Linked DNA regions of Homo sapiens: region 2 is linked to region 1. Evidence: chromatin loops called from intact Hi-C (ENCODE). Cell type or tissue: mucosa of descending colon. All regions are shown on one strand. Each heading gives the region's core, and the rest is flanking DNA. Links, peaks and the distances in the headings are about the cores only. Region 1 overlaps LNX2 (ligand of numb-protein X 2). Region 2 has its middle 31 kb from the start of GTF3A.

Region 1 (16,615 bases), core at 4,910-12,909:
ACATCTGGAGAAGGGTAGATAGGCCTAGAATTCCAGGCCCTGATTTAGAGATTTGATAAATGCCATTATTAACAGTTAAATACATGTCAATTCTCTAATGTGATTTAAGGAAATGTTATAATTCTGTGAATGTAATTTGTATTTTTTATATTATTAACAATTTTAATTATCTACAACATTCTCTTAACAGTTAATAAGTGTTAAAACCTTCTGAGACATTATCTTACACTGTACACTTAATGGGATAGTTCTTGTGTAGGTGCATATATACAATATGTACATGTAGTCTATCACACTATATAAACATATACAAAATACTATTTGTATTAATATATAGTACATTCTTTTAACATACGTAAATTTTGAATCCCAGGACAGTTGCCTATATTAACATGATTCAGGACAAGTTACATGACCTCCCTAAGTTTGTTTCATCATCTGTAAAATGGGGTCAATAATAATATATAATTTCAGGACTTTTGTGAAGGTTAAATGAAATAATGCATGTAAAGGCATTAGCTTTTCACAGGCTAAGCCCAAATGTTAATTATTATTTTAATATTAATATTGCATATGTACATCTTATTTTTTACTGAATTCTAATTCAAAAGAAAAGTGATGTTTTAAATTCTTTTTCTTCCAGGAACATCTCAATAATAAGTAGTAGTAACAAATGTCAGTAAAAATAGGAGATATTAATTTGTTGGGAATTTATTTCCCTGTCATTAACTTTTTCAAAAATTCAGTCATTTTATATCCTTTTAGCTTTTCATGAAGATTTTGAAGGTAGATTTGCATCTTCTTCATGATTGAGCACTCATAGTAGTAGTCAGTGAGAATCAGGAGATAGGTCGATGACCTTTTTCTGGCAGTTGCCAAAATCTACACTTTTGTACTACTCTGTCAACTTTTCTGTCAAAGAAATGGGGGAAAGATGGAAGTAAAATTAATTGATTTGTCTTCAGAATCTTAAAACTCAAAAGCATCATTTACTTTTGTGAAGTTGATCAAACATGAAGCTCAAACAAATTATACAAATGATGTGCTTATTTTACTTTGACTGCTGTATTTCAGCAGTCCTGAGTTTTTTCAGCTACATAAACAGTCATGAAAATAACATAGTCCAAAATTTGACATTGATCCACAGCAGACTTATTAAGAACTGTGTATTACTTTCATTTGCAATTAAGGAATAAAAAATAATTACTTTATAAATGCCATGTAAGTTATTACCTTAGTTTGAAGTAATAACTTTACTTCAACTATATTTTATTCATTATCCAATGATTTTTTTCTTGTATGTTTTAGGATCTTACTCAGTGTGTTACATGCCAAGAAAAACACATTACTGTAAAGAAGGAACCACATGAATCCCTTGGCATGACCGTTGCTGGGGGCAGGGGAAGTAAGAGTGGTGAGCTGCCCATCTTTGTGACCAGTGTGCCACCCCATGGCTGCCTTGCACGAGATGGCAGAATAAAGAGAGGTAAGATGGGATCTTGAAAAATTTTACCACATCTTATTTCTGAATTAAATGCACATTTAAAAAAATAAAGAATATCTACAAAGTATCTATTAAACATGACTTTTTTAAGTTCTTTAAACTGTCCCTTGCATATGGAAGCATAAAGTCATTCTATGAGGTTAGAAAAATGCCTTATATAAAGGAAAGTTGCTGAACCTTGATGACAGTTCCAGAATTTGCTAACAGTTACTCAGACTCTTAGATTATTTTATCTTGGGAAAAGATCCTCTAGCATTACAACAGACTTAGATACTCCAAAGGGCCATCTCACTGAAAAATGTTTCTTTTAATAAAGTGTCTGTGTAGAAGGGGACTCAGAGAGGAGGTGGAGCAGAAGACAAAATTAATTTTAGGGATAAATGCATTTGCCATTTCATATTCCCTATCAATGCTATATAATTTGCATAGATGGGGGTTGCAGCTAGCCACTATTGCCATGGTAAAAATAGCAGTCTCCATTGACTTAGTTTGTATATAAGGTAAGAAAAGTGACTCTGAAAACCTATTTTTCCAGGAATGAAGTTGAACCCCTACCTCACACCATAAACACAAATTAAATCATAATGGATGCAAGATCTAAATATAAGAGCTGAAATTCTTAGAAGAAAACACAAATGTAAATCCTCATGACCTTGGATTAGGCAGTAGTTTCTTAGATATGACACTAAAAGCAAAAGCAACAGAAGAAAATATAGACAGACTGGACTTTAAAACTGCAAACTTTTGTGCTACAAAGAATACAACCAAGCAAATGAAAAAATAACCCACAGAATGGGAAAAACATTTGCAAATTATATATATGACAAATGACTTGTGTCTAGAATATATATTCTTACAACTCTAATTAAAAAGACAGAAAACACAACATAAAGATGAGGAAAGAATCTGAATAGACATTTCTCTAAAGAAGATAAATAAATGGCCAGTTTTCCCATGAAAAGATGCTCAGGCTGGGTGTGGTGGCTCACGCCTGTAATCTCACCACTTTGGGAGGCCAAGGCAGGTGGATCGCTTGAGCCCAGGAGTTTGAGAACAGTCTGGGCAATATGGCACAACCTTGTCTCTACAAAAAATACAAAAATTAGCTAGCTGTGGTGGTGTGAATCTGTAGTAATCCCAGTTAGGAGCTGAGGTGGGAGGATCACCTGAGCTCCAGAGGTCAAGGCTACAGTGAGCTGAGATCATGCCACTGTACTCCAGCCTAGCATCAGAGTGAGATCCTGTCTCAAACACAAATCAAAACCACAGTAAGATACTACTTCACAACCAGTAGGATGACAATAATGAAAAAGACAGCCAATAACAAACACTGGCAAGGATGTGGAGCAGTGGAAACCCTCATTAATTGCTGGTGGGAATATAAAGTGGTACAACTGTTTTTGGAAAACGGTTTGGTAGTTCCTCAAAGAGTTAAACTGATTCCTCATATAGTTTCCATATGACCAGCAATTCCACTTCTAGAGAAATGAAAACAGCTGTTCATACGAAAACTTGTATACCAGTGTTCATAGCAGCATTATTCACAATAGCCAGAAAGTGGAAACCACTCAAATGTCCATCAGCTGAGGAATGGATCAATGGAATGTGGTCTACCCATACAGCAAAATATGATTTGGCCATGAAAAGGACTGAAGTACTGGCACAAATTACAAGGATGAACCCTGAAAATATTATGCAAGTAAAAGAAGCTAGATATAAAAGACCATGTATGATTCCATTTACATGAAATGTTCAGAAGAGGCAAATCTGTAGAGACAGAAAGTAGATTAGTAGTTGCTTAGGGTTGGGGAAGGGAAATGATGGGTATAGAGGGAGTGATTAAAATGTTCTCAAAATTACTGTAGTGATGATTGCACAACTGTGAATATATTAAAACCATAAAATTATGTTCTTTAAATGGGTGAATTGAATAGTATGTGAATTATTTCTCAAGCTGCTATTAAGTAAAGGTTATTTGTCCAGTTGTAGTATTGGGGTAATTTTATTTCCTTTTTGTTCTTTTATTGTGTTTTCTAAATTTTCTACAATGAGAATGATTTGCTTTAATAATCTGAAAAACTGATGATAAATTGGGAGAGATAAATTTCTGTAGACTTTGTAGCACAAATGTCTGCTTCCTACAAAACTAATCCTTTCCTAACCTTTGATATAATCCTCATTGCCATTTTTTATTATATTACTTAGCAGAGCAACAGTTCTTTTCTTCCTGAAACAGGGAAGACATTCAAACCGCAAGTTTCATTTCTTCATGTGGGCCCAGGGATAGCTTCTTTGTACATATTCTGATGTTTGCCCTGAATAAACTATACAGGGCTGTCCTTATGTATAGAACTGTGTAAATATAAAGCAGAATACATTAAAGATTTATTTCTAAGGGCAAAGGATCAAGTGATTTTTGATTGGACAGAATTGTAGAAATCTCTGAAACTCTTAAGAAGAGAAATGAACCTGCCCAGGGCCTGTACACAGCTAAACTCAGACTGATGATTCGAACTTCCAATCATGTCAAGGTGCCTCAGGCCACACTTTTTTCTATGTATTATGACATTATTTTAAAATTATGGAATGTTTTCTGTGTATTGGGTTTCTTCTCAATATTATAAAAATTACAAAGAAATAATAAATGCCATTTATTATTATACCTTATCTCATCAGAGTTGGGGGAACTAACTTTTGTTGCTTAGTTTATAAACAACAAGATTTGCAGGTGAAAACTCAGTGGCTCAGCTCATTTTTCTTGTTTCTTCATCTGAACAGGTGATGTGTTGCTAAATATCAACGGCATTGATTTGACCAATTTAAGTCACAGTGAGGCAGTTGCAATGCTGAAAGCCAGTGCCGCGTCCCCTGCTGTTGCCCTTAAAGCACTTGAGGTCCAGATTGTTGAGGAGGCGACTCAGAACGCGGAGGAGCAGCCGAGTACTTTCAGCGAAAATGAGTATGATGCCAGTTGGTCCCCATCATGGGTCATGTGGCTTGGGCTTCCCAGGTACTGAGCGCTTTCTTGTTGCTTTATGGAAATCATAATCATGCTTGCAGCCCTTATCAGTGTGTAGCATGATAAATTTACTCGTTGGGATAAAAAAAAAAGCTTTAATTCAGTAAAATAGCAACATCAAATCAAATTACAAAAGAAAAGGATAATTTTTCTTAGGATATTACACTTTAAAAGGTACACAAAGAAAGCAGTTGTGTCCATTCCTGTCAAGGCTCCTCAGTGGGCTAGCCATGAGATTGGATAACCCAGCCTCTTGCTTAGAAAAGTTGTCGTTTACCAGCACTCATTCCGCTATGTGCTGAGACTTCATGCATTTTTCATCAGAAAACCCAGGCCAATCTTGGGGCTTCCCCCCATCCCAGAAGCCTTTCTTAACACCTTTTTAAATTTATTTTAACTCTCGCTAAAAAGGGTGGCATTTAAAACTCAATTTTTATTGGATACAAGAGTCTATTAAGCCAAACCATTAGTGTTCAAGAATGGCTGCTTCACTTTTATTTTTTATAAATGTGACCAGCCAAGATATGCTGTGGTTGGTCAGTGTCGGGGTCACAGAAGCACATGGAACCTCCAGTGGCATCCCAGGGTACATTCCTTTCCGCGGTTGTTGTTTGACATTTGAGATAGGAAGAATGTGTTCCTATCATCATTTGTTGTCTAATCCGTTTAGATTCTTACCGTACCTAAGAATCCTAAAACTAAGCTATGAAGCATTTTGACTTTTGACCAAGTATGAAAATTATTGATTCTTTAAAATAAAACAATAAGAATTTGCTATTTTCTGAGCCACCTGACTCGTGGGATACATTTATAACAACAACTAGCATTTATATAGTGCTTCAAGGCGCTTTGCGCATAGTGGGTGAGAAGTGGTCTACTCGTGCAGTGGCTGGGCAGCACGTTGCAGACCTCAGAGCTTGTCTGCACCTCTAATGATGGGGCAGGCAGAGAGCAGCAGCGTCCTGGAGAAACTTGGTCCCTAGTGCTTCCTTTAATTTTCCTTATCTGATATACCAGTCTAGTTTGGAGGTTGGCACATTGACCTCTTTTTTTCAGAGCATTTTCTGGTGTGCCAGGCATAATAGCAAAGATTTTAGATGAGAAATACACAGTATAGTAAAATCTGTTTTTGAGCCCACCTGTGTTGAAAGAATACCTGTCGATAAAAGGCTACTATTCAATGTGTGTATGGAGGTCTCTGTTGAATGCAAAGCTATATTCAACAGCCATGTGTCCTCCTCAGTGGGTGCAGGTGGCCCCTATATGCAGGTTTCACACGGCATAGTGTAGCAGCTCTGCTCTGCTTTTCGTGAAAAGGGAGATTCTTCCACTGCGATTTGCTGGGGTATACAAGAAAGCTGTTTGTTTCAGAAGATGCAGCATTAGGAAAATAACCAACACTGTCCCTTTAAATCCAGGCCAGTGCATGGGACCTTGTTCCATCCCAGAAGCCTTTCTTATCAGTGAGCTAGGAAACTAGATAAGATGAGAAGTTCTGGCATGGTAAACATTGCTTTATAGAATTGGCTTTATTAAGAAATAATAAAACAGGATTTTTAAAATTAATTATTTATATTATGTATATTTATTATTTTATTATGGATTTAAAACAGGAAACCTTGCCTTCCGTGCATTTAGATCCAGTTTCACCTAAAGATGAAAGATATTTATTTATTATGAAGAGTTTTTTTTTCCTTATCATTTAGGTGTGCTTTTTTTGTTTGTTTTGTTTTTAAGATTTTACTCACTGCTTGTTCCCAAATCCATAGAGCTATGGAAACATAAGTACATTTTTTTTTTCTCCCTCTCTGGACACATCCTGCAATCTGGCAGTAGCATTCTAACTGTAGTTTCTCAGTGTCTATGATACATTTATATATGCATGTGTGTGTATAGATGTGTATATATTTTCTTTTTTTTTAAAGATGGGGTCTTGCTCTGTCACCCAAGTTGGCATGATCATAGCTCACTGCAGCCTCAAGCTCCTGGGCACAAGCCATCCTCCTGTCTCAGCCTCCCAGTAACTGGGACTACAGACACATGACGCTGTACCCAGCTTGTCTATGATAGAAAAAAAAAGAAAAAGATTTTTTGTTAGTGTTTTTCAGATTGATTTCTCTATTTTGGCAATTAGAGTCTCCCTTAAAATGAAAACATCCTAAGTAAAGGAGAAAATAACAAATAACTCCTCATGTAGACTAAAAGCCTATAGGACCTTTAGAAAAGAGAGATAATTATCTGCCTTCTTTTCGGAAGCTGCGTTCCTAATCTTTTTCTTCTTTCATTTGCATGCTGGGCTTGGCAGTACTAGACCTCTTTCATCCCACATTGTAATTCCTCTTGTAGATAAAAGTGATTAGTAGAATTGAGGACTTTGTTGACAATGCAGTGAGCTGATATAGGTACATGACCTTTTTGTACAGGTTACTGAGGTGTAATTTGTAACCAGGTTCTCTACTTGTGTGTGTGTGTGTATGTGTGTGTGTGTGTCTTCACTTGGGAAGACTGAAAAAAGTTGGAGAAATTTGAGTCTACCTAGGACTGTGTCTCTGCTAGAAGATGGATTGTCAAAATAATCTATTTATTAATAGCCCTTTTTCTTTTTTCCAAGAGTGGTAAATATAACATGGTATGGGGTTATAACAAAAATAAGCGGCTATAAAAGCCTCCATGTTAATTTTTTCTTTATTTTTCTGTTTGTTTATAGCACACTTCATAGCTGCCACGATATAGTTTTACGAAGAAGTTACTTGGGAAGTTGGGGCTTTAGTATCGTTGGTGGATATGAAGAGAACCACACCAATCAGCCTTTTTTCATTAAAACTATTGTCTTGGGAACTCCTGCTTATTATGATGGAAGATTAAAGTGAGTCTTGTTCTAATTAATGATGTGATTCATGTTGATGACATTGGACATGATCTAGACCAGGGGTCAGGGGTCAGCACTAAATCCAGCCCATTATCTTTTTGAAAATAAAGTTTCATTGCAGTGCAGCTACACTTACTGGTTTATGTACTCTCTGGCTCCCACACTACACCAGCGGAGTTGATGTCATCATGACAGAGACTGTATGGGTCTTGAAGCCTAAAATATTTACCATCTGACCCCTTACGGAAAAAATTTGCCAATCCCGATCTAGACTGAAATGTTACCTTTACTGTCTTGTCACTTATAGCTATGTTTCATTAATCTGATGACAGAAACTGAACCTGAGTTATTTCATTGGACATATTTCATTCATCACGTTGTGATGTGACATTGAGCGCTGAGTAAGTTTCCCACACAGCCTACTCAGGTCCAGTCCTGTCATTAGATGACTCTGCTTCATTTTTCTCCATAGCACTCATCTCTACCTGAGATCGTATTTATGCAAGCTCCATAAGGGAGGGATCTTGTTGCATTTATTGTTATATCCCTAGCAGTCATAACAATACCTTGCATAAAGTAAGATCTCCATAAATATTTGATGAATGAATGTACAATAGCTTACAGGATGCCTGGCGCGGTGCTAAGTGCTGTGCATGCATTATGTAATCTTTTTAACAATCCTATGAGGTAAGTTTCTTTATTATCCCTGTTTTAAAACAAACAAGATAACTGAGGCTTGGAAAGGTTAAGAAACTTGCCCACAATGAAATAGCTGAAAGTGGTTGGCTGGCATTCAAACCCAGGACTATCTGGCTCTAGATCCCTGGACTTTAACCCCTCTGCCAGCCTCTACCACTGAGCAAAAGTCCTCGCTCAGTGTACAGCGTCTTATCAAAGCCCGGGCACTGGGAGAAGAAAAGAGAAGGTGTCATGGCAAGACATCATCACCAGCAGAGAGGAGGTGGTTGATTGTAAATTCTTAATACCTGGTTTACGAAGGAAGAACCAGTTCTTAAAAAGTAAATGTTGACATTCTATATAGAATGCTATGCAGATGGAGAATGTACACTGTTTGCAAGGAGTAAGTGACATCTAAATAATGTATGGAAAGGTGATTGGGAGTGGTATGCTCCAGGTCAGCCTATATTGATAAAGATGAAAAAAAATCATTTTAGGAGGACAGAGTAGGGAAAAATGAATTAATCACTCTCTTAGCTAAGTTACTTAACCAGTCTGGGCCTCTGTTAATTATAATTTGTATTCCTCCTACTTCCAAAAAGAAATTGAGGTAGTTAACAATAAAATAGTATATTTATGGTATAAATAGAAGACCAAAAACCATAAGGATAATTATGGTAATTATAAGGCTGGAAAGGTCCTCCAATTCATCATCCATCCATAATAATTCTGCTTAGAGTACAGTGAGCGTCAACAGCTGAAAGAAGAGGAAGTATGGGTCTTATTTCCAATTTAATTCAGCCCTCAGATGTATGAGCTCTAAGAATGAATAGAAAAATAGCAGTCAAAATAATAACCCCCTTCAAATGCATGACTTGGTATTTTTTTAAAGAGAGAGCATATTTACTCTATATTTTGCTTAAATTAGTGTGAAAATTACTCTGCTTGTCCTTGACATTCACCTACTGGTTATGGAGTCATCGGCACAGGGGTTTCCTTGATTGGCAAGGGAAAGCCAGCATAGGCTTAAGGGCTGTCCCAGACAAAGTAGATTATACACCCTAACCATTGACAGTTCAGTGGTAAGTGAAACCGCATTTTTCATGCTACATAAATCTCAATTGGGATATTTTTAATACCATGAAAATAGTAACATTCTGTATCTGTCTCTCTTTGTCCAGGTGTGGTGACATGATTGTGGCCGTAAATGGGCTGTCAACCGTGGGCATGAGCCACTCTGCACTAGTTCCCATGTTGAAGGAGCAGAGGAACAAAGTCACTCTGACCGTTATTTGTTGGCCTGGCAGCCTTGTATAGATTTTGGAAATTGGTTTCAAATCTTGCATCTTCCTTTTTTAGATTTTTGAAAGAAAACCCTTTGGTTTCATTGTGTTTGTGGTTTAGGAGCTGCTGACACTGCTGGTATACACAGGGCCAAAACCCACTAAGATTGTCCGTTTATGTTTATTTAAATGGTTTCCTAAGTTAGTTACATTTCTTTTAGCTTGGAAACAGTCTTCCACTAACCTTTGTGAGTTTATATTTTCAGAATTCAGACTTAGTTGTTAAAATGTTACCTATGGTAATGAGCAAAGCTCACCCAAACTGTGCCCCAGATGGAGTAAAGACCTTCTGGTGGGTCTTTGTTTTCAGTAACTGAATCATAGAACGAGTTCTGTATCCCTCAGGCCTGATGTCAGCAAAGCCAGTAACAACAGCGTGTACTGCCACTGTCATAACCAATACCATGAATGAATATACTTTAAATTTTGGTGATAACTGTTCCCCATTTTTTTTTGAACCACAGTCTCACTCTCACCCAGGCTGGAGTGCAGTGGCACAATCTCAGCTCACTGCAAGCTCCGCCTCCTGGGTTCACGCCATTCTCCCACCTCAGCCTCCCGAGTAGCTGGGACTACAGGCGTGTGCCACCATGCCCAGCTAATTTTTTGTACTTTTAGTAGAGACGGGGTTTCACCGTGTTAGCCAGGATGGTCTCGATCTCCTGACCTTGTGATCTGCCCGCCTCAGCCTCCCAAAGTGCTGGGATTACAGGTGTGAGCTGCCGCACCCGGCCGTTCCCATTTTTTATTGGTGCCAACATTTCAAAACTTCATACTGTTTATAAACTGATTTTCTGGTTTATTTCTACTGTAATCTCTCAATATTCATAGAAGATGAAGAAATAAGTCTGACAACACTAAAGAAATTTCTTAATATACTATTATTAGAATAGTAGAGGATAAAAGATAATGTTATCCAGTTACAAAGGAATTTGGATGATAATTATAACTTAATGTTAGAGATGGTAAAGCTGCACTTACTTGAACAGCCCAAAAGCATTAAAAATCTATTTCCAGAGGAATGTTTTGCTATGTAGGGAAATTTTGAAGTAGTTTTTGCTAAAAAATTATTTCTAGAGTTGTGTTATTCTTAGCAGTAATCTTGGCTAGAAATGTTTTTGTGATTTATGCGATTAAACGAAATGATAAAGATAAAACCATATTATTAAATACCTATATATCACAGCTAAGTAGGAGAAAGGGAGACCTTTTTATTTTGTTCAGGTAGGAGTATTTCTTGTGTATTTTAGAAACAATTATTTTTCCCATTATTTCTTATGAGATTAGTTGTTTCAAGTAGGAGACAGAAAAGTTCTGTTTTGTTGGAAATGTAGGTTTTAGATGTATCTTTCAGTCAGCTCTCAGTCACTAGACTATTTCATATTTTTTGAAATGTTTTTGAAAATTATGACTAGCCCATTTTTTGTCCTTTATTCAACATACTTATCCTCTGAACACATAAATAAGTGAATAAGATAAAAATATCTTTACCTTATTAATATTATACATACTTGAAAAAAATTTCATTTAGAAACCTAGTTCAGAATCTGAGCAAATTTACAAGTGACCTCTGTAATAAATGGTATTGATAATCAGAGAATGTATTTCAGAATACTACAGTACAATATATTATGAAGCATGACCACTTTATTTTGAAACTTAGCAATTGTATTGCTGGGGTTTATTGTATCTGTAGCATGTCACTGATTATTTCAGTTAGTTTTATAATGATTTTTAAAAAACATATCTATTTGGAATAAGATACAGCAACAATCATTGCTACTGACTTGTTCAACCCCTTAGTTACACTGTATGATCAACATATAACAAGATACAGTGGAATGGCCCATACAGTATATTACTGTTGTGTGATGATTGGCTTTGGAAGCAGTTTGATTTTGAAATGCTTTGATATTCTAATTGACATGGAACAAGTTTTTTCCCTGCTCCCCAAATAGAATTTTGTAACCAACTTTGCTATTTTTTTAAAGTTTGTAAGAATGTGTCATTTCTTGGGGAGTAGCCATCCATCAACAAATATCCTGACTGCTACTTTGTTATATACAAAATACTTACATTGAACCTGGTGGCATAATGAGTATTTTGAAAGAAGAAATTTCTTCACTCTCATTTTTATAGAAATCTTGGAATCAGCTTAAGCTGTAGCTTTTATGACAAAAGACAGTCATTTTTGGTCAGAGTGATATTTGGTGACGGAAACTTGTTCATAATTTATTGTTACTATAGAACTATTTGGATTTTCTCATTTTTAGTTCTGATAGTTAAATATTTTGGTTTGTTCTGTGCCTTCAGTTTAAATTATTTCAGGATTTTTCAGATGTTTAAATAATGGTGTGAATCATTCAGGATGGAAATAAAAGTCATCCTTTCTGTAATAGTGACGTTGTCTCTTTTCTTGAACAGCAGCTGTTGACTTAGTCTGTGATCTGTATTTTTGTTGCTGGCTCCACTGTCCTTATAATATACCGAGCACCGAGCATGAAACCTCAGGATCACAAACCCACCTTATTCTCACCCCACAGTTTCTTTTTCTTTTTCCTTTTTTTTTTTGAGATGGAGTCTCGGTCTGTCACCCAGGCTGGAGTGCAGTGGCACGATCTTGGCTCACTGCAACCTCTGCCTCCGTGGTTTGAGAAATTCTCCTACCTCAGCCTTCTGAGTAGCTGGAACTACAGGTGCCCACCACCAGGCCTGGCTAATTTTTATATTTTCAGTAGAGACAGTTTTGCCATGTGGGCCAGGCTGGTCTCGAACTGCTGGCCTCAGGTGATCCACCTGCCTCAGCCTCCCAAGGCACTGGGATTACAGAGGTGAGCTACCAGGCCTGGCCTCTTTTTCTTTTCTAATATGGTTACTAGGAAAAAAAAAATTTGTAACTGAAAGAAAGAAAGTTGTCTCCTAGTTTTCTGGTAAGTTAAGTTCAAACCAAGGCCTCTGTGGTCAGACTCCTAATTGGATTGTCCAGATGGCTCCATGGTGCCATTTACCCTCCCTTGCTCCAGCAGCCTCCTCAGAGCACACACTTACAGTATTTCCTCCAACTGTAAAGCTTTTTCTTCTCTGCTGGTTCACGTTGTTCCCATATCTGGAGTGAGGGCTTAAGTGACGCTCCATGTGTCTCACTCTCAACTCCACTCCCCACTTTCCTTCCTAATGGTGAATCTCCGTAGGCCTTTGTGTATGCATTTCTTCTGGCCTCGATCTCTTGCTACCTAGTTAGAGTTTTAAGTACCATCTTTAACCTTGCAACTTTGAGCACCACTGACACCTAAGTCTACAGCTCCCACAGTCCACAGCCTGAGACAGACACCCAGATCTCAGCACCTCCAAAACTGAAATCTGTGCTTTCCCAAGCATTTGCCTACTTCCTATCTCTTCATCTTTCAATCCAAACTCTTAAGCCTTGAGAGTAACTTCTGAACCCCAACTCTAATCATATCCTTGCCCTGTTTAAAAATCTTCATTTGGCTGGGCGCAGTGGCTAACGCCTGTAATCCCAGCACTTTGGGAGGCCGAGGCAGGCAGATCACGAGGTCAGGAGATCAAGACCATCCTGGCTAACACACTACTAAAAATACAAAAAAATTAGCCGGGTGTGGTGGCGGGCGCCTGTAGTCCCAGCTAACTCGGGAGGCTGAGGCAGGAGAATGTTGTGAATCCGGGAGGTGGAGCTTGCAGTGAGCTGAGATAGCACCACTGCACTCCAGCCTGGGTGACAGAGCAAGACTCCGTCTCAAAAAAAAAAACGAACAAAAAACAAAAAAAACCATTTGTTCCATGTTGTCTGCAGGATAAATCAAAAGCCTTGGTATAGCACAAAAGGCTTTTTGTGGTCTGGCCCCCAACCTGCCCCTGTGGCCTTATTTCCCATCCTTTCTTGCTTCCTATATAAACCACCCCAGCCCGCATACATCCCCTGCTCTCTGCGTCTGCAGGGGCTGACTTAGCTCAAGTGACACCACTCTTTTAGGAAATCTTTACCAATCTCTCTGGGCAAGCTTTTTCTGGCTCCTTTTAAAGATTTCAGTAAGTTACACATTTATGGTCATAGCTATATGCTAGGAAGAAGAAAACTTTGCCAGGTAGATGCTTGATTACCCCATCTGTGGCAGTGTTTTAAAACTAGACAATAAATATCAGAGATTCTGTCACTTCTGAAGAGCTCAAGATATTGCCAAGATAGAATCGAGGCTTAATTTCTTTTTCTGTTCAGGGAGTCTACAGTACGTTTAGTCGTCATGTTTTCTTATTCTCCTCTTGGCTGTGCCATTTTCTCAGACTCCTTGCTCTTGAGGGTGCTGAGAATGCTGATGCTGGTCAGGTATATTGCAAGTTGCTTTCTATTGGAATTTGCTGTTTTTTCTTATTATGACTGGCAAATGGGTTTTTGGAGCGATATCCCCAAGGTAAAATGTTGTTGTCCTCATATCAAGGATACCTGCTGTCTGTGTGCTTTATGGCTGCTGAAGTTGGCCTCAACTACTTATCCGGTTTCTCTACAATAGTGTGTGCAGCCCATGCTTGAGCAGTGGGAGTTATTCTGTCCGTTTATCTTTGAGCTGGTCAGGAAAATTGAGGCCTCTAGTGCTGCTTAGGGAGCACCTTGTGGGTAGAAGGCAGGTAGAAATCCTTGGTTAAGAGTATCAGGGGCAGTAGTCCAGGTGCGGTGGTTCATGCCTATAATCCCAGCCACTTTGGGAGGCCGAGGCAGGCGGATGACTTGAGGTCAGGAATTTGAGACCAGCCCGTCCAACATGGTGAAACCTCGTCTCTACTAAAAATACAAAGATTAACTGAGTGTGCTGGCGGGTGCCTGTAAGCCCAGCTACTCAGGAGGCTGAGGCACGAGACTTGCATGAACCTGAGAGGTGGAAGTTGCGGTGAACCGAGATTGCACTACTGCACTCCATCCTGGGTGACAGGGTGAAAACTCCATCTCAAAAAAAGAAAAAATATCAGGGGCATATTTCATATTTTAAACAAACTCAGCCAGGCAGAGTGACTCATGCCTGTAATCCCAGCACTTTGGGAGGCTAAGGTGAGAGGCTCGCTTGAACCTGGGAAGTCAAGGCTGTAGTGAGCCGCAATTGCGCCACTGCACTCCAGCCTGGACAACAGAGCAAGACCTTGTCTCTAAATAACCCTCTCTTGACTCTGCTATTCATAGTAAAGTTTCCCAAAAGAGTTGTCTCCATTTTGCATTCTTTAGCTATTTTTAATTCATAATAATTTTTCTGACACAAAAGTCAGAAATAATACAGTGAACACTTGTGTACCCACCACCCAGCTTAAATATAAGCAGGGCCGCTGCCATTTGACTTCCTTCCCCATTTGTGTCTACCCTCTGGCCTTCCCATTGTTTCTTCATAGTTATACTACGTATTTATACATCATTCAAATATAATATTGTGTGTATGGTTTTAAATCTGTAAATGATGTGCATATGTGGTGTTCTGCAACTACTTTTGCTGCAAGATTCATGCATGTTTATGTAGCTCAAATTTTTCTTGCTAGTCAATGATTATGACAATTTTCTATCCATATTTTAGTTACTTGACATTTAGGTTATTTTTTTCTTCTCATCATTAACAGTGCTGGTGGGAGCACCCATAAACAAGTATTCATGTGCATGTGGAGAGTTTCTGCAGGGCAGTGATTCTCATTTAATCCTGGCTGCACACAAGAATCTTTTGGGGAGCTTTGCTGTTTTAGTTGGTCTGGGCTAGGGCTTGGACATCAATTTTGTTTGGTTTTGTGTGTTCCTCAGGGGGGTTACATGCAGCCATAGTTGAAAACCACTGCTCTAGGAGTTGCATTCCTGCATTTAGAGTAGGTGCATCTTTACGAGGTAATTAATTTCCCAAGAGGTTGCACTAATGTTACATTTCCACTAGTAATTGGGTAAGTTTTGTTGATCCACATTCTTGCCAACATTTGGTGTTCTCAAACCGAAGAGGGTGAAAAGGGCATCCCACTGTGACTTCAATTCCCATCTCCCCATTTACTGGTGAAGTCGAGGAACTTCTCACATATTTACTTGTCTTTCAGGTCCCTTCTTTGGTGACTAACCTGTTGGACAATTTTCTAAAGGGCTATTTGTGTTTCTCTTTTTCATGTGTAGACATTCTTTATTCTGGATGTTAATACTTCGTGGATGATGTGAGGTATAAATATCTTCTCCCAATTTGTGACCTCATTTCAGCTGTAATGATGTGATAAACCAAAGTTCATCATTATAATGTGAACAAGTGTATGAATAGCATATAAGCAGATTCTTTTCTGTTACTTTTGGAATTTGTTATTTTGCCAAGGGTTGTCCATGTATGTTGTGATGATTATTATATGTTTTCTTTCCACCCTATATTAATTTCCTCTGCCTCTCTGTGCTTCATGTTTTCTTCTACCGAATTGTAGCTCTGTTTCTGTTCACTTTGCAGTTACCCTTGAATTTTTCTTCGTGCATATTTAACATAAAGTTTCAACGTGAACAATAGCTCTGTCCCCTCTGCACAATACAAGGACCTGAGACCACGTGACTCCAACCACCCTGAGGTCTGACTTAGTGGCAAGTGTTGTGGCTCCTCCTCATTCTCCTGTCCAGTTAGTGTTATTGTAATTGTTATATACTGTTGGGGTTTGGTTAGATTTCATTTCTGAGCTATGTAAAATACTGAAAGGCTGATGCAAGCACAGTTTATGATAGTTCCTAACATTCCAGTAACATCCCACAAAGGACATGTGGGCAACAGAAGGCCAGAGTGGGATTAATGGCAGCACACTGACCCATACTATCTGAAAGTTGAAGTTGCAATCCAGATATAAGGAAAGACTTTATAAAAGCTTGGGACGCAACAACATTTTCACCATTATATTACCCGTTTCCAAGCAGTCTGGAAATCACTGAAGCAATTTGCCTTTTTATGGGAGGGGTTGGGGGAAGGGCAGTTCAGCAAAGGTCACTATCACCAACTTTTCTAGAGCAAATGCAACTTGCATTGTAAATCCAGAGACATGTTTTCATAGGAAATTTTGGAAGGCAGATTTAGAGGGTTTCGTTTTCTCAAGATACTGTGCACAGTGACCAGTTCTCAAACAGCTGAATCCTCCCTCTCTGTCCTAGCTGTGGCTCTTTTCTCACTAGAAGACCCTGAGGTCTGTTCATTCTGTTGCTGTACCTTCAG
Region 2 (16,615 bases), core at 3,562-11,561, 150 kb after region 1:
TGTTTAATAACTGGGAACTTACTAAATATAATATTTAGATTCGTGAAGATGCTTGCCAGCCTATGCCAGCCAGCCTCGGCACACCATTGAGTGCAGCAGTGGTTTAGGAAAGCCTGGTTTTTCCTTGTTTCCCATTCCTACTCCCCTTGGCACAGTCACTGAGGGTGTCCCACTCTGGGCCGAGCTGTGGCTAAGCAGTCTGTCTACAGCCAAGATGGGCTGGGCAAGTCTGCACTTCTGGAGGTGCCGGAAGCCCAGCCCCACCATAAAGAGGAAGTGCTGGAAGCATTTTGAGAATTAGGAGGAAAGTGCCAGCCAGTGACTAAAAGCCTAGTGCAGTCATAAAACTCTGCCCTGGGGTATGTCCTGAGAAACAAGGTGTTGGCTTTGAAAGCTTTTCATTTTCTCTCCCTTAAAAACTTAACCAGAAACTTTAGTTATAAGCAGATCATAAAACTCAAATTCCAATACCAAAGGACATTTCCAAGGACATGTATACATGATTTATACATTTTATGATACCGATCCAATGACTAAAAATGCTTTTTTCCTCCATGCTAGTAACTGTATGAGTCCTTTTATTGGCCAAATGTGGATTTTTAAAGTTTTTTTTTTTTCATGCTTTTTTTTTTTTGAGACAGGGTCTCGCTCTGTCGTCCAGGCTGGAGTGCAGTGGCTTGATCTTGGCTCACTGCAACCTCCGCCTCCTGGGTTCAAGCAATTCTCCTGCCTCCCCGGTGGCTGGAATTACAGGTATCCACCACCACACTGTGTCCAGAGTTGGAGTTTCTTCCTTCTGGTGGGCTCCTGGTATTGCTGACTTCAAGAATGAAGCTGCAGACGCAGCGAGTGTTACAGATCTTAAAGGTGGCAGGGACCCAAAGAGTGAGCAGCAGCAAGATTTATTGTGAAAAGCCAAAAAACAAAGCTTCCAAAGCATCAAAAGGGACCGGAGCAGGTTGCCGCGGCTGGCGGGGAGGGGAGTGGCCAGCTTTTATGCTCTTATTTGTCCCTGCCCACATCCTGCTGATTGGTCCATTTTACAGAGTGTTGATTGGTTTATTTTACAAACCTCTAGCTAGCCAAAGAGCACTGATTGGTGCGTTTTTACAGAGCACTGATTGGTGCATTTTACAAACCTCTAGGTAGCTACAGAGCAGTGATTAGTGTGTTTTACAATCCTGCCTATGCTGATTGGTGCATTTTACAATCCTCTTGTAAGACGGAAAAGTTCTCCAAGTCCCCACTCAACCCAGGAAGTCCAGCTATCTTCACCTCTCAACACCTGGGTAAGTTTTGTATTTTTAGTAGAGTCGGGGTTTCACCATATTGGCCAGGCTGGTCCTGAACTCCTGACCTCAGGTGATCCACCCGCCTCAGCCTCCCAAAATGCTGGGATTACAGGCATGAGCCACTGTGCCTGGCCCATGTTATCTGATTTTTAATGACAGCGGATCTGAATTTCTTTCAAAAAGGATCCATTCATTTAGAAATAAGACAAAAACATTCCTTCCATCTTTTGCTTCCACTTTTTTGTTGGAATGAGTGAGGGTGCTGGAGGTGGACGGGCCCTGTTTCCTTGCCCTGCTTCCATTAAGGGCTGTTTCTGACCTGTTCCAGGTTCCAATTCCTACCCCAGGTTATTTCAGTAAGGAAATAAAGACTTTGAAAATATTCTTTTCTCAGAGGAGCTCTCATCTGGGATCTCCTTGAGATAAAAATGCCTATATAAATTTGGAAGCCATCTTGAAGTTTTGAGTGCTAAAAATCTGCCCTTTGGAAAATGCTACAGAAAAAATATATTTAAATAAGCACCATCTATTCAATAATATTTAATAATAAGTTGAACAACAACAAACCAACAAACAATTCTTGACTTAAGAAGCCCGAACAAAGTGGGCAGAGGCCTAACTTCCTTTCTTTAAGTCAGGGGAAACGGCAACCTTTTGAGATCCACCAGTTTGGTTTCCAAGAGGGACCTACCTGGAGAAGGAAGAATGAAGACAGCATTGGCAGGAATGGAACTGTTACTCACAGTCTGAATAACATCGACACTGATAGCCTTTGTGTACTTCCAAATAGACTCGTGTCTTTGTGCCCAGATGGTGCCTTGACACAACTGCTTTAAGGAAAAGGTCTTTTAACAGGAAATGCATTTTGGTTTTTGAAATGCTTCTGCATTTCTTGCCGGCTGGGCTTCATTGATGAGTTTTAAATGTTCCTTTGTTTCTAGTAAACCTAGCTCTCAACTTGACCCATTTTGGTAGTGACCAGGGTGCAGGGAGCAATGGACTGATGGATTTTGAGATTTGCCTACACCTCCCAGTGGCTCACTGAATCCTGCTTTCTGGGGTCTGCTTCCTCGGCACCTCCCTACCCATGTGTGTTTTATGGGTATCCTAACAGAACAGTCACTTCTCCCCTGTTTCTGGGGAGGCTGTGAGCCCAGTAAGACAAGACAGGTGAGCATACTTTATCGGGAATATGCTTCAGTCCTTCATCCCTGCACCAGCCCAGGTGGCGGCAGAGTTCTCCAATGGGCCAAGAATATAAAACTGGTTATTTGAACAAGACTCTTTTACAAGCTTAGGCAGGTGTCTCCTGTTGGGCCACAATGAGTACATTTGTCTTAAAAACTGGAAGTCCTGAGACTAGTGGATGAGGAGGATGAGACGTGACCCCTTCCTGGACCCCCTTCCTGAATAAAATGACAGCTCTCGTAGCAGCATTTTGAGGAGACTACCTGTGAATCTAGAATATCATTCATTCAACAAGTTACTGACTAAATAGTGCTTAACCTAAAGTGGAAAATGATTCTCTGAATGTATGCCAAAAATACATATGGGCAAGTGACTAAAATAGTTGAAATAAAAATCTTGTTTAAATAGTCCCATCTATATTTTGGCCAAATTTCAATATCTGAGGATAAAGTTATATGTTATAGCAACACCAGCCTAAATTAATAAAAACACAGGAAAAAACTTTAACAGAAACTGGACATTTCTGTCACATTTGCCCAATCCAGAAATGTGGGGCAATGTAGCTGAGATGTCACCTACAGGAGCTGGCATTGACAGCATCTCCTAGGACATGAGTCATGGGTTCAGCCAAACGTGTTTCCACTTTTTGGTCACATGGCTCCCCACTATACTCAAAGACAAAACGTCGCCTTTACTGCTGGGCCCAGCACACAACAAAAATGAAAACTGGATATTCAATAAATACTCTCGATGCTAATGAGAAGTATTTTACAAGTTTGGATCAGTATGGTAAAATACCTATATGTCTGTATCAGCCATATACTTTAGACTTTCTTGTCTAAAGTGCAAAGAATAATACTTCATTTCAATGTGTGTACAATATCCGAGGCTCTCACATTCTGTGTACATGGGCATATGCCGTACCTCATGCTTTTAAAGCACAAACTCATATATTTGAAACTGACAAAAGAAAAAAGACCTATAAGAAAACGTGTTGTTATTCCCAAGTGATTGATACATAAATTAGAACATGGAAGTTTTTCCAATGTTGAATGAATATGGGGGAAATGATTTCCCCAAAGTTAAGTAATTCCGTAGTTCAGCTGAAATGATACCTCAAGTCTCTGGGCTCCTGGGTCACTGAACCTTCGAATCCCCTTCAGAGCACTGTCCAGAGAACCTTCGCAGGTTGGCAAAGGCCTGAAAGAAACGTGGTCCTGTCATCGCCCTTTCTGGCTCATCCTTTGTCTGGCGTTCTGGGGCTTCAAGGCCAGGAGGGTTATAAGATTTGATTTGAGAAGATATTTGGATTCCCCTAACTACTTGATAAGGGAAACACACAAAAGATTTGTTTTTGCAAGAGGATGACGTTGATCATTGTAAGTGGAATAAAGAAAAATGTTTTCACTCTAATGATTGAGAATTATTTGCAAATATTTATATATACACAAAAATTAAAAAGAGAGAAGACAAGCAATGGGTGGGAAGAGAAAAGAGAACAGGGAGGAAGAAAGTGCTCTGGGAAGCAGGGAAGAGCAAGAGGAGACGAGGTGAGAATATAAATAAACATTCTTTCCTGGTTTCCAGACATCGAATGAGGACAACTCTGATAGCAACTCTTCAGTTCTTTCAACCAACATATTCTCTCTAATACATGCTTATGTTTGTCATCACCAAATGAAATAATGCAAGTGAAGCTCTTATAAGAATAAATGTTAGCCCGGGTGCAGTGGCTCAAGCCTGTAATCCCAAAACTTTGGTAGGTCAAGGCTGGCAGATCACTTGAGGTCAGGAATTCAACAACAGCCTGGCCAACATGGCGAAACTCCGTCTCTATTAAAAATACAAAAAATGAGCCTGTCATGATGGCGTGTACGTATAATCCCAGCTACTCAGGTGGCTGAGGCATGAGAATTGCTTGAACCCAGGCGGCAGAGGTTGCAGTGAGCAGAGATTGCACTCTGCACTCCAGTCTGGGCAATAGAGTAAGATTCTTGCCTCAAAAAAAAAAAAAAAAAAAAAAGGCCGGGCACGGTGGCTCATGCCTGTAATCCCAGCACTTTGGGAGGCCGAGGCGGGCGGATCATGAGGTTGGAAGATTGAGACCATCCTGGCTAACACGATGAAACCCCATCTCTATCAAAAATACAAAAAATTAGCCAGGCGTGGTGGCGGGCGCCTGTAGTCCCAGCTACTTGGGAGGCTGAGGCAGGAGAATGGTGTGAACCCAGGAGGCAGGGCTTGCAGTGAGCCAAGATGGCACCACTGCACTCCAGCCTGGGTGAAAGAGCGAAGCTCTGTCTCAAAAAAAAGAAAAAACAAGAATAAATTTTAGTCAATAAGTATTAACTAACAATACCAACAATTGCAACAATACAAGTAGTGTAGTGATGCAATTGAGTGACAATTTATGGAGGACTTTGTATTGTGGGGCACTGTGCCTGGCACTGTGAATGATGCAGGGACTATAGCACACTCCCTTTGCCTTCACCATGCTTACAGTCTCCCTGAAAGGATGAGCGTATGGGCATCTAACCAATAATTTAAGCAGAAAAAAGCGGAAGTGCATGCAGAGGCATGCTGAAGCCAGTGCCCACCTCTCTTCCCAACCCCAGGTTCAGCAACGTCACCGTGGTGGCTTGGAATCAGCCACAGGAGAGTGTTTACACCACAGGAATGGCAAACACAACAAAGCAGGCCTTATTCTTTTTCTCCCCAAAGAGCTAGTTGTTAAACATTTACCATTACTGTTCAAAGGTGAGAAGACATTTGCACTAGGCTCATAGGCGAAGAGTGAGTTCTGTTCTTGGGAAGCATGTACTCCAGCACTCTGCCCTGTCTTGCCATTTGTCTATCAGTTGCGGATTTGCTTCTCAGCTGCAGGCTCTGAAGGAGAGAAGTAACAGTGGACGCAGGTCTGTGGAGCACCCAGTACCCTCCTACACATCCCTCCCAAGTCAAGGCTGAGGTGCACAATGCTGACCCGTGTGCTGGGATCACATCTAGCGTGAGAGTGTTTAAGCAGAACGTCTCTAAAGTGAGAGGCCAAAAGCTGATGAAAATACAGCATTGTGGACAGGAAAACTCTCACTGTCCTGGACATTTTCCTATTCAATTTAACCTAAATTATCAAAATCACTGAAATCAAATTTGTCCTTCAGAGATAACTGGATGTATTGATTTGCATTAAAAGAAAAGAAGTGGAGGTCCGCAATCTCCATTAACTTCATTTTCTTCTTGCTGTAATTATATAAATTGCCTTTAAAACAATTATTGAACCATTAAGGATTTATGGGAAAATGTTCATTGTCCAAGACACTATTGCTTTTTTGTAGCTACACATGCAGTCTTAAATACAAACAAGAGGAAACCACAGTTATATCCATGAAGTGGGAAAGGGATGTATGCTTATTATATATCCTCTGATGAAGAGTTTTGAGCCAGCTGGAGTGTCCGGTGAGATTACTAAAACGTTCTCAGTAACTACCTATATTTGACTTTGGCACCTTTTTAAAAGTCAAAAGAGGCATTTGCAAGCAGCCATAAAAAGTCATTACATAAGCAGAACAATTGAGGCTCCTCAGCATCTGGGGAAGGCAACACATCTGTCTTCTGTCTATTTCTTCCCTAAATGTCTCCCTGAATCAACTTTTATGGTGGTGGGGGAGGTAGGAGGCTGTCGTAAATATCCCATTCTATTTGAATCCCAGAGTTAACAATACCCCCTGTGACTATAAACACAAGATGTTGCATTCAGGAGAGAGGTGCACTCAAGTAAGCAGAGATCTTTGTGACAGTGGTCTCGGTGTGGGCCACAGGCCAGCTAATCACATTACCATGAGAGCCAAGAGGTGGCCCCCAGACAGTGAAATAAAGAGGAGGGGAAAAGCAAGACTAATCTCGTTAAAAGGAAAGCCATGGTAGACGCTACTTTTACACAGCTGCTTAAAACGCCCCGTTTTCCCAGGACTGGATCACCTGGGCGTCCTCTGCGGCCGGGCTAGTTTCGAAGCATTGTTCGGTCCCGCCAAATGCTGGAGCCTCCTGAGTACATGCAGACCTTGTCTTCAGAGTCTTGTTTATAAGAAAAAAACAGACTTCACCGCCTCATCCCAAAAAAAGCCTTCTGGAGACGCTGTCTTCCCTCATTATCCTATTTTCAGTTGACTATTCCCCAAATTTTCTAAAAAGACCACGTTGCCCAAAGACTCCAATAAAAAAGTCCAGCTTTGCATATCTACTGCAACCTAGAGGAAAGATCAAACCAAACCTGAGGAAATCCCCTAGATCAGCCATTCTCAAAGTGTGGTCCAAGGATCCCTGGGGGGACCCAAGACACTTTCAGAGGTCCCCAGGCTTCTCCCTTTCCCAACAGCATATCTAGTGATGCTGGGTGTTCTTAATATCCTGCAACTCAACAGCCTATTACAAGAGATGGAAACAGACGTGAGAACCAGCTGTTAAAGGGATTTGCAAACTACAAAGCAAGACATTAAAGAGATTTGCAAAAATGAAAAGCAATGCTACTCTTTCCACTTAATGTTTTGTTTTGAAAACTATAATTATTTTTTATAAGAATATGTACGTTGACAAGTAAAGGATTTACTACTGTTATTTTAAGTGAATTAACAAATCAGTATTTCTTTTTCTCACTGTCATCCAGGCTGGAGTGGAGTGGCACAATCTTGGCTCACTGCAACCTCCGCCTCCAGGGTTCAAGCAATTCTTGTGCCTTAGCCTCCCGAGTAGCTGGGATTACAGACGTGCGCCACCACGCCCAGCTAATTTTTGTATTTTTAATAGAGATGAGGTTTCGCCATGTTGCCCAGGCTGGTCTCGAACTCCTGACCTCAAGTGATCCACCCACCTCGGCCTCCAAAAGTGCTGGGATTACAGGTGTGAGCCACCATGCCAGCCTCAAATCAGTATTTTTACATTTCTCTGTTCATGGTAAATAGGGGTAGATGTATAACCCATGCAAATAAAAGCTCTTTGGCCGTGTAAAGAGGCCCAAAGACCAAAAAAATCAGAACTCCTGCATTAGAAAGACATCAGCCTGAGAAACATACCAAGACCTCATTTCTAAAAAAAAAAAATTAATTAATTAATGAAAGACAAAGAAACACATGAAAATGTTCACATGTAGATATTGCTCATTGCTCTAGACCTTAACTGTGAAGACTGTGGCTGACCTGAACCTTTGGACGACGATAGGGGTTTTCCTCAATCTGCTCATCAGGCCTTCTAAGACCAAAGCCTTAAATTAACCTTTGATCAAAGACACACGATGTTCAAAGAATAAACTGTAGAAATCTGGTGAAGTCAGGAAAATGACAAATAGGCAAGCTAAGTCGTTTACCAAAAACGGCCCTTTTTATTAATACCACTTCCCACCAGTCCCCGCCACTCCTTAAGTTCTGGCAACCACTAATCTATCTGTTCTCCATTTCTATAATTCGGCCATTTCAAGAACGTAATGTGAGTGGAATAGTACAGTATGTAACCTTCTGAGATTGGCTTCTTTCACTCAGCACAATTCCCAGGAAACTCGTGCACATTGTTGTGTGTGTTCACTGTCTATTCCTTCTTATTGTTGAGTATTATTCCATGGTCTAGATGTTCCACAACTTCACACATTCACCCACTGAAGGGCATCGATGTTGGTTGCAAATTTTTGTTATTATGAATAAAGCTGCTATAAACATTTGTGTATCAGTTTTTCTGTGGACATAAATCTTCATTGTTCCGGGATAAATGTCCAGGAGTGCAATTGCTGGATCATGTAGTAATTGCATGTTTAGTTTTTAAAGAAACTGCCAAAATGTTTTCTACATTAGTGGCGTCATTTTCCATGCCCTCAGCAGTGTGTAAGTGATCCAGCTCCTCTGCATGTTTGCCAGCATTTGGTGCTGTCACGTTTATTCATTCATTTAGTTAGTCAGTTAATTTTTTGAGACAGAGTCTCACTTGTTGCCCAGGCTGGAGTGCAGTGGTGAAATCACAGCTTACTGCAGCCTCGAACTCCTGGGCTCAAGCAATTCTCCAACCTCAGCCTCCTGAGTAGCTGGGACTATAGGCACGTGCCACTATGTCCAGCTAATTTTTGTACTTTTTTTTTTTTAGAGATGGGGTCTCACTGTGTTGCCCAGGCTGGTCTCAAACTCCTAGACTAAAGCTATCCTCCTGTCTCAGCCTCCCACAGTTCTGGTTTTACAGGTATGAGCTACCATGTCTGACTTTGTCACTGTTTTTAATTTTAGCCATTCTAAAAATTTCATGGTTCTACATTTTACATTTCAGTATGTGACCCATTTAAAGTTAATTTTTGTATTAAGGTGTGAGAATCAGGTTAGGTTCTTTTTGAAAAGGGGATGCTTCCTTCCTCCATAGCATCTTTTTCAAAAATTAGTTTTGCATTTCATATGAGTCTATCTTTGGGTTCTCTATTTTGTTTCATTGATCTGGATGTCTATCCCTCCACCAATACCACCTACTCTTAATAATTGTAACTACATAATAAGTTCTGAAATCAGGTAGACTGCAACGGATTACCTGTTGAATATTTGTTTTACTTAGGCTAAGTGCTTAGTCTTGATTTATAACAAATATATTAGTTAAAGCATCTACATTTTCTTAACATCTTTTTTGAGGTGGAGTCTCACTCTGTTGCCAGGCTGGAGTGCAGTGGCACCATCTTGGCTCACTGCAACCTCCGCCTCCCAGGTTCAAGCGATTCTCCTTCCTCAGCCTCCCGAGTAGCCAGGATTACAGGCACACACCACGACACCTGGCTAATTTGTGTATTTTTAGCAGAGAAGAGGTTTCACCATGTTGGCCAGGATGGTCTCGATCTCTTGACCTCATGATCTGCCCACCTCAGCCTCCCAAAGTCCTGGGATTACAGGCGTGGGCCACTGCGCCAGCCATAACATCATGTCTATTATCACAATTTGCATTTTTATTATAATTTTTACCTTTCCCCTGGTTCTGCCACTCACTTTGCTCAGGTTACTTCACCCCTCTGAGTCCCAGTTTCCTCATCTGTAAAATGAGGAGAGAGTGGTCCATCGCTTGGTGTTTGTGCATGCTTTCTAGGAGGTATTGGCAGTAGGAGTATACGAGAGTACATGTCAAAGCCACCAGCACGGTAGCAGGTATGCAGTGACGTTTAAGTACTTCCAGTCCCCGTGTCTCCTGCCTCAGAGTTATTCCATTGCTGATGTTGAGAATATGTGGAGTTGTTACTTGCATTTCTGTAACTTATTCTCATTTCTAAACGCAGCACCACATGCCTGATACACAACTCTTTTGTAAAGATGTATCATGCAAAGGCTATGTATTATATTAATGAATGTAAAATCTATGAATGCATCTTAAATGAACCATTCACTGGCTGATAGCTGGGATAATCTGATTCTTGAAAAGGCCTCCCCTGCTGCCTAGAACAGGGCAAATCCATAGAGGCCTCTAGAGGCTGCACTTGCAATAAAAGTAATGTCATTTCCCCTCATTACTCAAGAGTCCTTTCTTCCTTGCCCTGCGCAGACACCGTTTGACTCAGCAATTCCTCTTGTACAAATCTATCCCAAAGGTACATTGGCCAAAACATGAAAATACATCAGCATTATTTGTAATGGCAAAAATGTGAAAATGATCCAAATGTCCATCAGTAGGGGACTGGTTGAATAAATTGTGATACTTCTTATGGTACTTTTATGCAATGCAGCTGTGCAAATGAATGAAGGAGAGCTCTACTGATAGGGAGGAATATCTAGGATTTATTGTTAGTGCAAAAAGTAACGTAATGTGTTTAGTAGATGCCACTGTTATCTTAGAAAAGACAAACACACATTTAAAAAGGATGAATTTTTTTTTTTTTTTGAGACAGAGTCTCACTCTGTCACCCAGGCTAGAGTGCAATCACGTGGTCTTGGCTCACTGCAACCTCCACCTCCCGGGTTCAAGTGATTCTCCTGCCTCAGCCTCCTGAGTAGCTGGGACTACAGGCGCATGCCACCACACCCAGCTAATTTTTGTATTTTTAGTAGAGACAGGGTGTCACTATGTTGGCCAAGCTGGTCTCGAACTCCTGACCTCGTGATCCACCCGCCTCGGCCTCCCAAAGTGCTGGTATTACAGGCATGAGCCACTGCACCTGACCAGGATGAATTTTATGGTATGTAAATTATATCTCAATAAAGCCCTCATAAAAGTATATACAAATATTTAGAAATGGAAGAATAAGCCATAATTTTTTTTAACTCTTGCTAATAGAAGAAAAGAATAAGATCAAAGATGCCAGGAAAAAAGGTGGACCTTTTTCTTTTTTGTTTTTTTCCTTTCATACTCTGTACAATCCATGGGATGAACTTTTTTCCTATACCAAATTTTATAGAGTTTATTTTGGAGCCAGTAAGTATTCTACATAATTACAAAACAAAATTAAATCAAGAAGCAATTTCTAAAAATTAAAAGGAAAAGGAAACAAATGGACCCAAATGTGTCCCCACCCAGGCAGGAATCATTGCAATTGACTTGAAAGCACTGTCACTTGACTGTCCCTGCTCAGTGGGATATACCCTGAGGACAAAAAGAGCTGCAACCAGAGCCTTCCATGGCTTTCAGTAATCATGTTGTTGATGGGCACACAGATATTGTTGTTCTGAGACTGTTGTCTGTGTATTTGTGGGACAAATCAAATGAGTAATTGTGCTCATGTCTTTGAGAACTTTTCTCTGTGATTGAAAGGAGATAGGGTGTAAGGCTAATGAAGTTAAGTACAGTCCTTGTAATACTGGGTTTGCATTGAAGTATCAGAATAATACTTTATGGCGAGTTCTATCTTTAATAAAGTATACATATTTTCTACATCTGTTCACAGAAAAGGCCTAGAAAAGATGATCCCCCTGGGGATCATTAACACTCCCGGTACCCAGATCATGATCTCTATACAGCATTTCCCATGAAAAGCAACAAGGAGTCCCTGGAGAAACAGCCCACTGCATGTCTGGGGCAGAAAAAGTACCATATTTTCTCATACCAGAAAGCAAGCAAGCTCTCAAGGCTACTCGGGTGGCGCCAAAGACTTGGAGCCAAGCCATCCTGACCAACATGGTGGAACCTCATCTCTACTAAAAAAATACAAAACTTAGCGGGGCGTGGTAGCACTGCAGTAGATTAGCTACTGGGGAGGCTGAGGCAGGAGAATTGCTTGAACCCGGAAGGCAGAGGTTGCAGTTAGTCAAGATTGCGCCACTGCACCACTGCACTCCAGCCTGGTGACAGAGCAAGACTCCATCTCAAAAAAAAAAAAAAAAAAAAAAAAAAAAGACTTGGAGCCAAGCTTGAAGAGGCCAAAGATGTTTAAGTCCCCAAGTTCACAGTAATACAAACACCACCACAACATAACAGCAGCTTATCTGATAACTTTGGAGGATTTTAAGGAACCGAATCTTTATTTTTGAACTGGTAAATCAAGGGGAAAAAATTAGGCATTTGTTCTTTATTTTCTATAAGATCTGGACCTCAGGGTAACCAACGAGTTGATGAGGGAAGCTTTGCTTTGTAGTATACAGTATTGCTCATAGATACAGAAGGATTGCTAGAATTAGAAGTCTGGGTGCGGTGCCTCACGCCTGTAATCCCAGTACTTTGGGAGGCTGAGGTGGGCAGATCACTTGAGGTTAGGAGTTCAAGACCTGCCTGGCCAACATAGTGAAACCCTGTCTCTATTAAAAATACAAAAATTAGCTGGGCGTGGTAGTGGGCGCCCGTAATCCCAGCTACTTGGGAGGCTGAGGCCCAAGAATCGCTTGAAGGTTACAGTGAGTGGAGATGGCACCACTGCACTCCAGCCTGGGCGACAGAGTGAGATTTTGTCTCAAAAAAAAAAAAAAAAAAAAAAAAAAGAAAAAGAAAAAAGAAAGAATTAGAATATCATCGTTTTGCAATCCAAATAAATGAATAGCCCTAGGCAGTGCCCATCAATAGCTAGTAACATTACACAAGGGGAGAAAAGTAGTCATTGTGTACTTCCATTAAGGATGTACACCACCCATGAAGCAATCTTGCAGACACACACCTGACCAAGCCTCTAGTTCTGGGAATACAAGGGACAGGGCACACGTTAAAGGCCCCTAGAGGAATTTCAGCAGCAAAACTTAGCCTATAGGCAGCGCTGCAGGAGAAACAATTCAGTTTCTGAGGGAGGGGGGCAGGTATCTACATAGATTAAAAGATACTCAAGAGACATATCCCAATGCACAGACCTTCTGTGGATCTCAATTCAAACAGGTAAACTTTAAAATAATTAATGGCAATAGGCAATTAAAGAAATGTGAACATTGACTGGATAATTGAATGATATTGAGGGGTTATGGTTAATGTTTTAGATGAGATAATACTGTGGTTATATTTTTTAGTTTTAGGATTTAGAAATACTTATTGAAATATTTATCGATGATGAGCTATATGGGTTATAATTCATAATAATAATAAAATATATTTTGAATAAAATGTATTTCAAAATAATCGGAGTGGGGAAACAAACTTGGCCATGAGCTGACAACTGGAGTTGGGGACGGGTACATGGGGGTCATTATACTATGCTCTCTGTTGAAGACTATCTAGCCTCTTGATAACTCCAGCAAGGCAGGCAGTAGTAATTGCTGAGGCCTAGGAGATTAGGAACAGGAATAACAGGATGGTCTGCACACTTCCATGGGTTGGAGGCAGCAGACTCCCTGGCCACCCAGCAAGTCCCTGGCCCTCACACAGATGAGTGTATGTTAAGCAAAGGAGAGGGCCAAGGGCTGTGAGGTGTGGCAGGGTGTGAAGAATGGGAAGACAGTTAGCATCTCCCCGTCAGGAGATAACAGATCTTCAAATAACTGGATAGTAATCTGAACTCAGTGGCTGGGAAGCCTTATTTAGATACCAAAGCAGATGACAGAGGAGGCAAAGTAGGTCAAACTTGCCTGGAGAATAAAAAGATGCAAAAGGACAATTTTTGTTTTTATCTGCACTTTCTCTCTCTGCATCCCATCCATTCCCGTCTACAACTCTCCCCTCCCCCTCTCTAAACCTTCCCTCTCCCTCTCCCATGCTCCCTTCCTCTCTCTCTCTCTCTCTCTCTCTCTCCTGCTTCCATGTCCCTCTCACTCCTGGCTCCTGCAACGTGGTTCTGTGTGAGGAGGGCTCAGGGCACATACCCACAACAGAGCAGCGTTCAAGTGTCTTTTCCACAAACCTGAGGCCTGTGTAGCCTCTGCTGTGTGCCTCTGCCTGTTCCTCTCTGCATCTCTGTTTCTCCTTAGAACATGTCACTGAGAAGCCAAAGTGAAATCAGAACTCTTCTGCTCAGATGCGCCAGCATCTGTTTGTAAATCTATCTTAAGAGACCATAGCTCTGAGCTCTATTTCCAAGTCACCCAGCAGAAAGCGAACATCCCCTTTTCTTTTATTTTCTATCCCTTTTCAAAAACAAGAGGGAGAGATGGGGGGGGTGGGTCACTGTTGATGTTTCTGCAGCTGGAGCATGCACATTACACGTTTTCAGAAAATCAGACTCAGAAAAGTTGCTGTGCAGCATCTCAAAGACTTGAGCACCAGACTGTGGGCTCTGGGCGCCCCAGCCTGCCCGTCCCTCTGCAGCCTCCTATGGCCACACACGGCTGGGCCAGAGGGGAGCTGCCAGCCAGAGGCGACAGGAAATGGGCATTAGCACCTGGCGCAGTCCTCAACCCTCGCCTCCTCCCCAGCGCCTCAGCCCTTTGCACACTGGTGGTGCAACCAGTTACCAATCGCATAAGACTTAGGGGCTAAAATGAAGCAAGTAGATGGCCTGCCACAGAATTTAGGCTAAAGTGAAAAAGCAGGCCAGGCGTGATGGCTTATGCCTGTAATCCCAGCACTTTGGGAGAGGCCAAGGCAGGAGGATCCTTTGGGCCTTGGAGTTTGAGACCAGCCTGGGCAACATAGTAAGGCCCTGTCTCTACCAAAAATACAAAAAAGTTAGCTGGGCTTGGTGCCGTGCACCTGTAGTCCCAGCTACTCAGGAGGCTGAGATGGGAGGATCACTTGAACCCAGGATTTCGAGGCTGCAGTGAGCTATGATCACTTCACTGCACTACAGCCTGGGTGACAGAGCAAGACACTGTCTCAAAAATGAATAATTAAATAAATAAAAAGATGTCTGTAGACATCCAGCTGCCTCCTCCCTCCAGTCTCTCCTGTGCTAACAGCCCACCTCCTGCTTCCAGCACCACAAAGTGTCACAAACCCACAAGCAAAAGTCTCATAGCAAACCGAAGACTTAGGTCCTTTAATAAATGGATCCCCATCTTGCCATTAGCAGTTCATCTCCTCCCCAGCAGTCCTCCTTACTATCCAGCCTCCTGGGGTCCACACACTACACATCAGAGTGCCGCCTCCAGGATTCAGGATTCTCAGACTGTCACCCCTCCTCTGCAGCCATCCACACCCGCCTCCCCTAAGAGGTGCTCCCCTGGCTTTGCCAGCCCTCCAGACCTCTGGCCCTCCGAATTCCTGTTGTATTTCTAATGCTCGTCACAGCATTCAGCACTCAATCAAAGCACTTTCCATGTGGATCACGGCAGATGTGTGCATATCTTGTGATGAGCAAGGCAGGCTCAATCACTGGGCTCTGATTCAGAGTTCCCAGGGAGCTGGAATGATGCAGGCACTTTGGGTGCAGGGATGGGCACAACGGAAGACAGATTGATAATAAAGTTCAAATGTCTTTGAAGATCATGTTTTGTTTTGTTTTATTTTATTTTATTTTATTTTATTTTATTTTATTTTATTTTATTTTATTTTATTTTATTTTATTTTATTTTTGAGACAGAGTCTCACTCTGTCACCAGGCTGGAGTGCAGTGGCATGATCTCGGCTCGCTGCAACCTCCGCCTTCTGGGTTCAAGCAATTCTCCTGCCTCAGCCTCCCGAGTAACTGGGACTACAGGCGCCGGCCACCACGCCCGTCTAATTTTTGCATTTTTAGATGAGACAGGGTTTCACCATGTTGGGCAGGATGGCCTCGATCTCTTGACCCTTAACACACACATACGTGTTGCATTCTACTCCATGATGTGTTCAAGTCTGATAGAGTATAAAACTGAGGTTTACATCATGTGCTGTAATGAAGAGAAAGTGACTGAGATTTGGCCCTCATCTGCCAGCACCCCACTAAGCACATATGGTGAGGCGTAGGAAGCACAGGTGTGCAAAGAATGCGGAGCACACAGGTGGAGCTCAGGCTCGGCTCCGAGGTTCACTGGGTCTTGGGACAGGTTTCTCCAAGCCCCAGCTCCCCGAACTGTAAGAGGGACCATGCCCATCTCCAGAGCCCATGTCACCGTTCAATGGAACGTGCCTGGCTTGCAATAGATGCTCACTAAATGTTGGGTTTCTTCCTTTCCCTCTTTCCATCTGGAGCCCACCTCTCAAGCACCATCAGGCCGGGACTCTTGGAGGAGGCTCAAGGAAAGAAATCAGCATGCAGAAGTCGGGGGAGGTGGCCAACCTGACCAGACGCCTCTGATCCTGCATCTCCTTTGCCCTATCTAAAGTCCTCCCCAACACTGCCTGGCCTGGACCCACTCCCCAGTGAATTCTGTAAGATGAGTGCCTCACTTCTCTGGTAAGTGTTACTGCAAACCGTTTTACAAAGAGATAGGCTGTTGCTGCCCAGCCAAGAGCAAATTCTGAGATTCCAATCACCTACATGCAGGGCTGGGAAAGGAACATGGACCTGCAAAGAGTGGCCCCTAAAATAATTTAGTGGCTGAAAACTAGGAACTTTGCAAATGAGAAGCCACAGTTTCAATATACTTTTTATGCACTTCTAGCAGAGAATCAGCTACGCTGATCACAGTGTTTTTCACTTGCTTGTTAGAATACAAGCTCCTTGGAGAACAGGTCATTTCTTATTCATTTTTATACATTGTATCTCCACATCTGTGCAGTTTCATGAGTAGACACCCAGGAGCTGTTTGTCAGGAGACCTTATACAAAGCAAATCCTTATTCCTATTGAATCCACCACTAATCGTTTCTAAATCAATTTTGTTGATACTTAGTTGACATATCTTGAAAGTTTAGAGATTTATTTTCTAC

What was found. Peaks named below come from ENCODE experiments on the same cell type or tissue, not always from the same donor. Only the 100,000 strongest peaks of a DNase experiment are listed, where the experiment ranks them.
Region 2: it touches region 1 in a loop (3-fold over the local background); 22 of 110 quality-filtered maps call a loop at or near these places.

Annotation. Positions count from the first base shown.
Region 1 is chr13:27,541,107-27,557,721 of GRCh38, reverse strand. LNX2 (ligand of numb-protein X 2) reads left to right here. Exons shown (of 10, transcript NM_153371.4): 7 at 1,309-1,486; 8 at 4,283-4,514; 9 at 7,231-7,389; 10 at 9,252-11,809. The coding sequence ends at 9,387. Among named protein-coding and RNA genes, the nearest start is that of LNX2, 71 kb to the left of the region's middle. In mucosa of descending colon, for the core only: no CTCF peak of the experiment used is centred there; a DNase peak (open chromatin) is centred at 8,031.
Region 2 is chr13:27,385,042-27,401,656 of GRCh38, reverse strand. No RefSeq gene overlaps it. Among named protein-coding and RNA genes, the nearest start is that of GTF3A, 31 kb to the left of the region's middle. In mucosa of descending colon, for the core only: no CTCF peak of the experiment used is centred there; no DNase peak of the experiment used is centred there.